2 separate regions of the Homo sapiens genome follow, and region 2 is linked to region 1. Evidence: chromatin contacts called from ENCODE Hi-C or POLR2A ChIA-PET data. All regions are on one chromosome and are shown on one strand. Each heading gives the region's core, a stretch centred on a gene start or an enhancer-like site at or near the end of the contact. The rest is flanking DNA. Distances are from core to core; before and after follow the strand shown. Region 1 holds the start of FRMD6-AS2 (FRMD6 antisense RNA 2). Region 2 holds the start of FRMD6 (FERM domain containing 6).

Region 1 (4,750 bases), core at 435-2,934:
AAAGAAAAATAAAATTTAAACAACTTGAGCTTAGAGGGAGTTCTTGAGCCATTTACTAAATTTCTAGAGATTTGTAAAGCTCCAAACAAAATGCATTCATGAGTCCTTTAGCATATGACTGAACCTGGAAGTTTCACCACTAATTCCAAGGTAACCCTTGGACAGGCAAAGAGAAATAGGGCAATGGAGGGTTGATGTGACAGCATTTCCTGCAAAGGTATCCTCTCACCAGGTAGGCAAAGAAAGATAAGTTACCCAGACTTGAAATTGCAAGAGTCTTTTTTCCTAAAAATCACATCCTACACCCCTGGGGCAGTAAAACCCTTCTCTGAGGTCTCATAGAAAGGTGGTCTCGGGAAACTAAAACAAGCTTTGACCCAGGGGCTGCCAGCCAGCAGGTTTTCTCTTGTGGCAGTGTTTGCTTGCCATTCATCCAACCCTGACCAGAGGCTTCAAAAGCTGGAGCTCAGCTCTACCCAAAGCATAGTGGATGCTGGGGGACAGGTCTGCCCATGAAATGCCAGGAAACCCCAGAGCTAGGAGAGGTAGCTTAAAGGTCAACATCTGGGCATCAGGGTGCTTCTTAAAGCAAGTGGTGAAAAACACATCTTACCTCTATGTTCTAAAAATTGCTGCCCAAAAATCTTTGTCTTTAGTCACCCAATTTTCATTTCAAAGCCAAGTGCTAATAGGATATTAAAATAATATGCATATTACTAACCCAGGCTATGGGCAACTGCTGCTTGCTGCAAGCCCTTGACATTGCCTCCCTGTATCTAACCATGGTTCTGCTTAGTCTGGCTTCCTGCCTTTGGCAATGGCCAGGGTTTGATTGTTCAGAGAAAGGCAAATTGCCTAGTTAATTAAAATCTGTACTTTTAAAAACATTTTTCTCTTATATTGCCAGGCGAAGTTAAATGGGTACAACTTTCTTTTGAAAAGGCCAAAAATAAATTCTGGGCTTAAACATTGTAGATGAAATTGCTGCCTTAAATTCTAAGTTGCAGAAAAATAAAGGCTTATCATGAAAATTGTTATTTAGCTGTAACTGTGGGGGTGTAGGTACAAAGGGATTATTAACCTCCTTTATAAATGGGTATGTCAGGAACTTTGAAGGAAGACCCAGAGTTTAGTGGCCAAATGCCAGTGTGTGTTAAATATTCACAGTGAACTCTTCTCCCTTTGGTAATTGTAATTCTACGTCTGTTTCTAGCCTTTCTCACCTTGGTTATAGCACTCTGCTAGGGTCACATGGATTTCCAAAATCAACTGCAAGGGAGTATTCTGAATTCCTGTTGATAAATAAATTATGTTCCAATTACTGGTGCTTTTCTGAAATGTTACTCAATGAAGGGAAAAAAATTAAGCTCCTGAGCTCAGCATATCTTATTTTGCTATCGACCGTATTTCTGTGTCTGTGTTCAAGTAACTAACTCCTCTTGGCAACTCAAAGGAGAGCTTTAGGTAAACAAGTCAAACTATCTTCTTGTTTATACCTTTTTTGGAGAAAAAGTGAGAGTGCTGTAATTTTAAAAAAATTAGAACAGTAACAATGTCATCTTGAATTTACAAAGTGCAGGAGTTCTCAGATCTGTGATTTCAAGTCTTCCAACAACTCTTTTTGGGTGGGAGTAGTCAGGAGTCTGTGCTGTGGTTGAAGCCCAGGTTGGCCGTCGGGAGCTGAAATAGAGGCCAGGACTCCTGGCTCCCCGTCCAGACTCTGAGGACCCAGGAGCCTCCATGGGTACACTCAGAGGCCACACTAGATGCAAAAAGAACCATTTACAGAGAAGTGAGAGGTTCTCAAAGGTATGTGTTTCAGCATTTAACAAGGAATTTTACCTGGGGGGTGGTATTCATTCAGAACCTGGCTACAAAGCTTGAAGAAAAAAGAGCCAGAACTAAGGAAACCTGTGCCTGCCTTAGAAAGGCAATGAGAAGTCTGTTTGTGTCTTTTGCCCACTTTTTAATGAGGTTAATTGCTTTTTGCTTGTTCAATTGTTTAGGTTTCTCATGAATTCTAGATATTAGACCTTTGCTGGATATATAGCTTGCAAATATTTTCTCCCATTTCATAGGTTGTCTGTTTACTCTGTTGATTGTTTCTTTTGTTGTGCAGAAGTTCTTCAGTTTAATTAGGTCCTATTTGCCAATTTTTGTTTTTGTTGCAATTGCTTTTGAGAACTTAGTCATAAATTCTTTCCCAAGGTCAATGCCCAGAATGGTGTCTCCTAAGTTTTCTTCTGGAATTCTTATACTTTGTGGCCTTATGTTTAAATCTTTAATCCATCTTGAGTTAATTTTTGTATATGGTGAAAGGGAGGGGATCAGTTTCATTCTTCTGCATATGGATAGCTAGCTATCCCAGCACCATTTATTGAATAAGAAGTCCTTTTCCCATTGCTTATTTTTGTCAACTTTGTTGAAGATCAGATGACATATAAGCAGCCAACAAACATAGAAAAAATGCTCAACATCATAATAATCAGAGAAATGCAAAGCAAAACCACAATGAAATACCACCTCACACCAGTCAGAATGGCTATTACTAAAAAAAAAAAAAAAAAAAAAAAAAAAGACAGATACTGGCAAGGCTGCTGAGAAAAGTGAATGCTTATACACTGCTGGTGGGAATGTAAATTAGTCCAGCCACCGTGGAAAGCAGTTTGGAGATTTCTTAAAGAACTTAAAACAGAGCTACATTTGACCCTGTAATACCATTACTGGGTATTTATCCAAAAGAAAATAAATCATTTTACCAAAAAGACACATGCACTTGTATGTTCAGTGCAGCACTATTCACAATAGCAAAGACAGAATTAACCTAGGTGCCCATCAGCAGTGGATTGGATAAAGAAAATGTGTTATATATACACCATGGAATACTACACAGCCATAAGAATAATGAAATAATGTTATTTGAGAAACATGGATGCAACCTAAGTGAAGTAACCCAGAGATAGAAAACCAAATACCACATGTTCTCACTGATAAGTGGGAGCTAAACACTGGGTACTCATGGACATAAAGATGGCGGCAGTAGACCCTGGAGGCCACAAGAATGGGGAGAGAGGGAAGGAGACAAGGGCTGAAAAACTACCTATTGGGTACTGTGCTCACTACCTGGGTGATGGGATCATTCATATCTCAAACCTTAGCATCACACAATATGCCTACTTAACAAACTTGTACATGTACCCCATGAATCTAAACTAAAAGTTAAAATTATTTTAGAAAGAAGAAAGGCAATGACATGCAACAATAAGCAGTCAGACTGATATTCACCCCATACCCTGACAACTCCCTTCATTTATTCTCAATCACACTTGGGGTGCTTCTGCAGGAAGGGAATGGAGGAGGTTTGGCTCTTGGGACCACTTTCTGTGTCTGTGATTATAGATTATAATGTTAATTTCTGGTTTGGTTTTTTGGGGGCTAGGGGGAGAAATTAGTTTTCTTTAATTTTTTCTCCTCTCTGGAGCAAAGCTGTTTTTCTCTCATTCTTTTTAAATAATTTCATTGTCAATGAAAACACAAAAGACAGTTGAAAGCAATTCAAAATAGGGAATTTTCCACTGGGGAGAAATCAGGGAATAGCATAAAATGGCTTCTTGCCCTTTTCTTCAAATTCCATATTCATATTAACAGCAAAAATGGATGGTTGGGGGGCAGCCGTCTGCATCTGTTTTGAATCATCCTTGTTTCCAGGCCTCAGTCTCTTCCCACACTTCTCCAAACTGTCATCAGGTTTAATGGCAAGGCAGCCTTGGGCGCTGCACTCCACCCTCAGAGACCAGTCAGAACTCTCAGTGGCCCTGAGTGCTAGACCTTGGAATTGGAACCATCTTAGAGATCATCTGGTCTTGGAATTTCTTTACCCCCTTCTTTAATAACTTGGATTGAACATTTATAGAACACTTACTATGCACCAAGGAATGTTTTAAGTAGTTTGTATATATTAGCTCATTCATTCATCACACAGCCCTATCAAGTAGGCACCATTATCCCCACTTACAGATGAAAAACTGGGGCACAGAGAAGCTGAGTCATTGACCAGGATGGCCTTCTACAGGGTGGCAGAGCTGCCTTTCCTCGTTACACATTCTGCATTCCAGCCAAACGTGCTGTAGGCTCTAGGTCTCCATCTTAGGCCTCTGCTCACTCCTGTTCCTTTTGCCTGGAAAGCCTCCACATCTGGTCCCTCCCCTAAACTCTGCATTGTCCAAATCCTATATAGCCTTCAAAATGAAGGGCGGATGCTGTCTCCTCCAGGGAGCGACTCCTAATTGCCTTTAGCTAGGGTCAATCTCCTTATGCTGAAATAGCGAAGTACTTCCATTGTACTGTGTGGCATGTGCCATATTCTGCCCTGCATTCTAGTTATGTATGCATATATTTCATTTTTTTAAACATAAGATAAGCTCTCTATGGTAGAATGCATGTGTGATGATCTCCCAGCTCCCATATCACCTAGTGCATTCTGTGGCACACATTAGATAATGTCTGTTGCTGTATTTACCACATGGTACAAAAAATGTGTGAATGATTATGCACATCATAGGTAACATTGCTTCATGAGCAAATGCCCTCTTTGACACATTGCAATCAGGCTCCTATAAAATTGCATATTTATAAAATGAATATTTACATGTGTTAGTTAAATGCGATGCAGTTTTTCCTAAGTGGGGAGGCATCTGTGTGATGTATAAACTTGCAACAACAGAGCAGCAGATCTGAGGACCCCACGTAT
Region 2 (4,901 bases), core at 2,400-4,899, 52 kb before region 1:
AGGCCCCCAAAGCCTCTTCCTCAGGATAATGTGCAATTCAGAAAGCCCTCTCAACTACCCTCTGTATAAAAGTTTAACCACAGAGACCAACGATAACATTTTTCCTGTTTGGGTTTTGGGGAACATACATTATAACTGAAATTTCACTACTCATAAAACTCCTTCACTAAATCTTTCCCATTCCCCTCTCCTAACTCTCCATTGTTTTATACACAATCACGACATAAACACACTCCCAAAATGTGTAATGATATAATCATACAAAGACTTTCTAAAAATACATAATTTTAATGTGTGCAACAAACAGCCTTTATAACTCTAGTACTGGGAGTACACGTTTAAAAACATACTGACTTTTTAATAAACTGTGTTTGTTTTTCCTCGTTGGGGGTGGGGAGGAGGTAGGGGATCATCAAACAAGGACCAATTGCTATACCTGAATCCACAAACTGTGTTACAGTAGGATTCTATTGAGGATTGTAAACACACTTAAAACTTTTTTTTTTTTTTTTACTTTAAAAGAAGAAAGTTGAAATTGCAAAAATGAGAGCCAAAATTTCTATGCTTTACCCATAAGGATACACAAACTGAATACCTCCTGTTTTCCCACTTATGAAAGAAATATGCTTCATCTACCAAACTAGGGCATTTATGAGGTTTGTATTAATGAACAGAAAAATGCAAAAATGTACAAATGCAAAAAACTTTCTATCCTTTAGAAGACTTAATATTAAAATGATTTTAGGGAAAGCCCAAGAAATCTCATTCTCAACTCAGAAAACTACCTAAGGGATAATTTGTGAATGCCATCTGGGATCCAGGCAGTCCCATCCACAAAAGGGAAAACTTGTTGAGATCATCCAAATCTAAAATTCACATACATTTTTACATCTGGACTGAATTAATCTTTTCTTGGTACTGGCTTTCATGTAATAAAATAATTGTTTGCAGGTTTTATTTTTCTTAAAAAAAAAAAAACCCACAACTTTAGAAATCAAAATGTGCAACATCCAAATCGAAAACTACAAAGAATTCCTTTATCAAAAAAGTTAGTTGTGAGACAGGACTCATTTACACTCAACTCTGAACCTGACAGCTCAGTCAAAAACAATTATGTTTGAAACTTTCATTCCAAGCATCTGCCACAAAAGGCTACGCAGTCTATTACATCATAAGTTCAGAAAGCCAAAAGCTTTATAAGTATAGTTAAATGTGGAAACAAAATCCAAAAACTACAAAAAGACCCCCCCCCCAATTCAGCTAACCTAGTTCAGTAACAATTTTTTTTAAGAATTTGTAACTAAAAACCGCTACCTAGCACACTGGCATTTTGCTTTCAAAAGCAGCGTCTTCATCCAGGCCCATGCTGTTTTCAGGCGTTTTCCTGTACAGCCAGGAGCATCTTAAATCTCTAAGTTCAAATTATGTACTTAAAACTAGCAGCTTACCCTTGTTGCCCCCAAAAAGGAGATACTGGAAATAGGAAAGATTTCCTGCCCCTTAAAATGTCTTGAGTACTGCAAGAACTGCTGATTACTGTAGCCCATCAGTGTCAGATCTCAGAGATTCTTGCAAGCAACTCAAAGGGGGGAAAATTAGTTCATATTACAGTCAGTCTGCTTTCTGGAGAAGATGTCCTGCAGATAATTTGATATTAGATATCCCCTGGGGGACCCTTTTCATCTAATAATCCTACTAAATGTCCATTTTAATATGAAATATGAATCCAAAATGTTTACAAACATACTGGGAAAAGTATTCAAATGCCAGCTGTCTCATATTGTGAAGTATTTTCATTTTTAACATAAAACGTTTATTTCTCAAAGCCACACCTGAGAAAATGATTAGGTGCTGTGGTGCTGTTAAGTTTTATACTACAAAGGACATCAGCAAAGGCATCTGTTTTCCTGCCTCTCTTCTGGTCTTCTCCCCTCCCCCACTCTCCATCCTGTAGGTCCTGGTAGTTAAAATTTCTACAATAGTCTCATAATGCTCTAAATTCTAAAAAAAAATTTCTCATCCTTTAACACTGCTGAACCTAAATTCATGCACTGCTCTAAGAAGGAAACCCAAAAGTCACAAGCCTTTTTAATGACAGATGTATTACGGAAAATTTTCCCCACAAAGTTTTGATGCTGTGAAATATCAACTCCCTGAAATCACAGAAAGGAAATGACTTACATTCTTGGAAAATGAAGCCACTAGCAGCTTTCTCCAACAGCATTTTCTAAACCCCAAACTACACCCTGTGGCAAGAGGGAGTATTTCGTGCAAAAACTAAATTTAAATAGATGCTTATAAAACCCATAAACAAACATTGCCCGGTCCCAGAGAAGAACAGAAGGGAATCATACTCGGAAAATCCAGCAAGAGATACTTTTTCTCCACATTCAGAAATGCTGGAGAGCACAGGCTGGAAGTCAGAAGCAACCTGAGAACGCTTGCTGAAGTTTTCCTTCCCTGCTGTGAGCAATGCACAGCTCCTGAGGGAAATACTGGCAAAACAGATTTTGCGTAAAAAAATAAAAATGAAAAGGTGTTAAGGGGGAAAACGAGCTAATATTTCTTTGGACACTAGCTACACAACTACACGGCCTGAAAATCTGCCAGCTTTCAACTTTAAAATATGCTTATTTTGACATTTTCCCATCTATTCGTGCCTTTAAGAAAACGCCCGCACCATTAGGTTATGCTGTCCCAGGACTCGAGGTGTTGTTTTAATCTCTGTAGACTTTACACTTACACGGGTGGACCGCAGCTGTCCATACCTGACAGTGCCTGGCCCTCCCGGAGCCGAATCCGGTGCTCCTGTTCGCCTGGGGCTCCGCCAGCGCGCCGTAAGCTCCTCCAGAAACCCAAATTCTGCAGGCCGCACCCCCAACTCGTATCTCACCCAGGCCCCCGTCTGGCGCCGATCTGCCCCAGCTCAACCTCCGGCTCCGCAGACTAGGCACTTTCCGGGACGCGGGGCAGACCCTGCGCTCGGGTCCCTTCCCGCAGCCGGGCTGTCCGGCCTCTGCGCGCGCACAACAGGCGGCACGGCGCAGCCCCCGGGAGCGCGGGACTCGGGTGCTAGTCCCGGCGCCCAGCCACAGCGACACAGACCTGGGTGCCGGGGCCCGCCAGGGAGCCCTGTGATCCGGGGACCTCCGCGATGCAGAGAACCAGGGACCGCGCACGGAGCCCAGGCGCGCAGTCTGCAGCCAGGACCAGCCTCCCGCCCCCGCCGCTGAAGCCGCCCCGAGCTCCACGCCTCCCCCGCTGCCGGGCTCGGCTGCCCTAGGGCCTCGTCCGCCCGTCCCAGAGTGAGCGACCTCCGACTCACGGAGAAGCGACCTTACCACCGGTGCCCGACACCCAGAGCTAAGGGAGCGAGAAGAAGGCGAAGAAAGAGGCGGAGAGCGGTGCACTGCCTTCGCTGGGACTCGCGACTTCCAGAAACCCTCCCGAAACCCAGTCCCGCCGCCGCCCCGCCGGCAGGGGGCACAGCGGGCGTCCGGGGCGCGGCGGCTGAGCGATGGGGCGAGCGGAAAGGGCCCAGACGCCTGGTTCTTGTTCATACCTCGGAGAAAGTCTTGAGCACCAGGCGTTGGGCTCTCTGGTCACCCCTCTGACTCTTCCTACCGGCGCCGAGCCTGCCCCACTCCTCTCAGCCCCTTGGCCCCGCCAGCCAGAGGGGCGCTCCGCGTCCGCCCCGCCCCCCACCCACGCCTCCCGACCCGACCCGCCCCCCCGAATCCCCGCCCCCTGAGACCCCGCCCCCGACCCGCCCCAACTGGCCGCGGCGGCAGCCGAGCCGCGGGAGCTGCGCGCTGAGCTCGCGGCAGTACGGGGAGCGCCCGCCCGCCCCGCCCTGGACCCAACCAAGCGTCCCGCGGAGGGGTGCGGCCACTTGGGGGCAGGAGAAAGCGGAGTACGCCACCCCTCTAGGGACCCAGGAAGCGAGGCGAGCCTCAGGTGGACGCGGTGGTGTGGACCACGGCGATCAGGGCCTTTCCCCCTGCTGTGGAGACGGAGGTGCGAGGGGACGCCGGCGGCTCCCCACCTTCTGGCCGAGTGGCCTTCTCCGCCTCCGGCTGGACTCCCTCGGGGCGCTCCCTCCAGAGCCGAGTCGGGCTGGCCGGGGGCGGCTGTTTGGCCTGAGTGTCGTCTTACTAAAGCGGAACGCCGGAGGGGAGGCCACTCCGAGAGAAGGCGGTCCCCGGCGGAGGTGGCTTCGTGAATCCTGCAGCCCCCTGCCCGCCCGCCACTCGAGACGCCGCGCCTCGTGGGTTTCACGCTGGATGGAGGGGGCGCCGCCGAGGATGCCCAGCCTCCCCCTCTAATTCTACCTCTCCAGTTCCTCAGGTAGACACAGCCTCTGTCTGCTGTGGTTTTAGTGCCCATGGCCCCTCAGAAATTATTTTTGTCCCCTCCCGATAGTGGCTTTGGGGGATGGAGGGCGAGAGATGCAAAGGGCCAGTGGAAGATTTTTTATAGCACAAGGAATCAAGCCAGGAGATGGAGGTTTCATTGCCACCTCGGGGTCTGGGGAGGGGGCGAGCCACACCTCTCCGGTCAGTCTGCGCCCACCAGGACCTGCTGCTGGGAACCGCACACGAAAGGAGAGACACCCAGCACCTGGCCCCTAGACCCGCAGGGCGTCAACCTCCTGGGCTTCTGCCTTTCTAGGTTTCCTCTGACTTTGCTGACCCAATGACCCCTGGCCACGGGTGGCAAAAACGCCCTCACTGAGCCCTTCGCTAAAGGAGTGCCGGGGTTTATGTGTCTGGCTTTTAAAATGGGATGAGGAGACAAGGAAACAGGACCTGAGAAAGGACACTATCCAAAATCTGATGCTCTCAGAAGTCAACTTTAAAACTGCCCTGCTCCGCGGTGGCTCACGCCTGTAATCCCAGCAC

Evidence for each region. A loop is a pair of places that touch in the nucleus more often than their neighbours do. ChIA-PET counts read pairs that join two places held with the same protein, here RNA polymerase II (POLR2A). Pooled maps may share reads with other maps.
Region 2: a loop to region 1 is called in a pooled map, with 2.6 times the contacts of the local background. The contact joins the promoter of FRMD6 here to the promoter of FRMD6-AS2 in region 1. A Hi-C loop is called at or near these places in 5 of 168 maps with a recorded cell type or tissue (Caco-2, PC-3, endothelial cell of umbilical vein and 2 more), 2 of 37 single-sample maps with no recorded cell type and 3 of 50 pooled maps. POLR2A ChIA-PET finds 5 or more read pairs at or near these places in 9 of 52 experiments (A549, AG04449, AG04450 and 6 more).

Annotation. Positions count from the first base shown.
Region 1 is chr14:51,596,886-51,601,635 of GRCh38, reverse strand. FRMD6-AS2 (FRMD6 antisense RNA 2) reads left to right here and starts at 1,684. Exons shown (of 3, transcript NR_051990.1): 1 at 1,684-1,809. It also overlaps a transcript of FRMD6 not described here.
Region 2 is chr14:51,650,658-51,655,558 of GRCh38, reverse strand. It overlaps FRMD6 (FERM domain containing 6), which reads right to left and starts at 3,649. Exons shown (of 14, transcript NM_001267046.2): 1 at 3,563-3,649. It overlaps FRMD6-AS1 (FRMD6 antisense RNA 1), which reads left to right and starts at 3,815. Exons shown (of 1, transcript NR_037676.1): 1 at 3,815-4,901. RefSeq lists silencers at 2,876-3,025, 3,036-3,095, 3,106-3,195, 3,406-3,855, 3,986-4,055 and an enhancer at 4,028-4,646.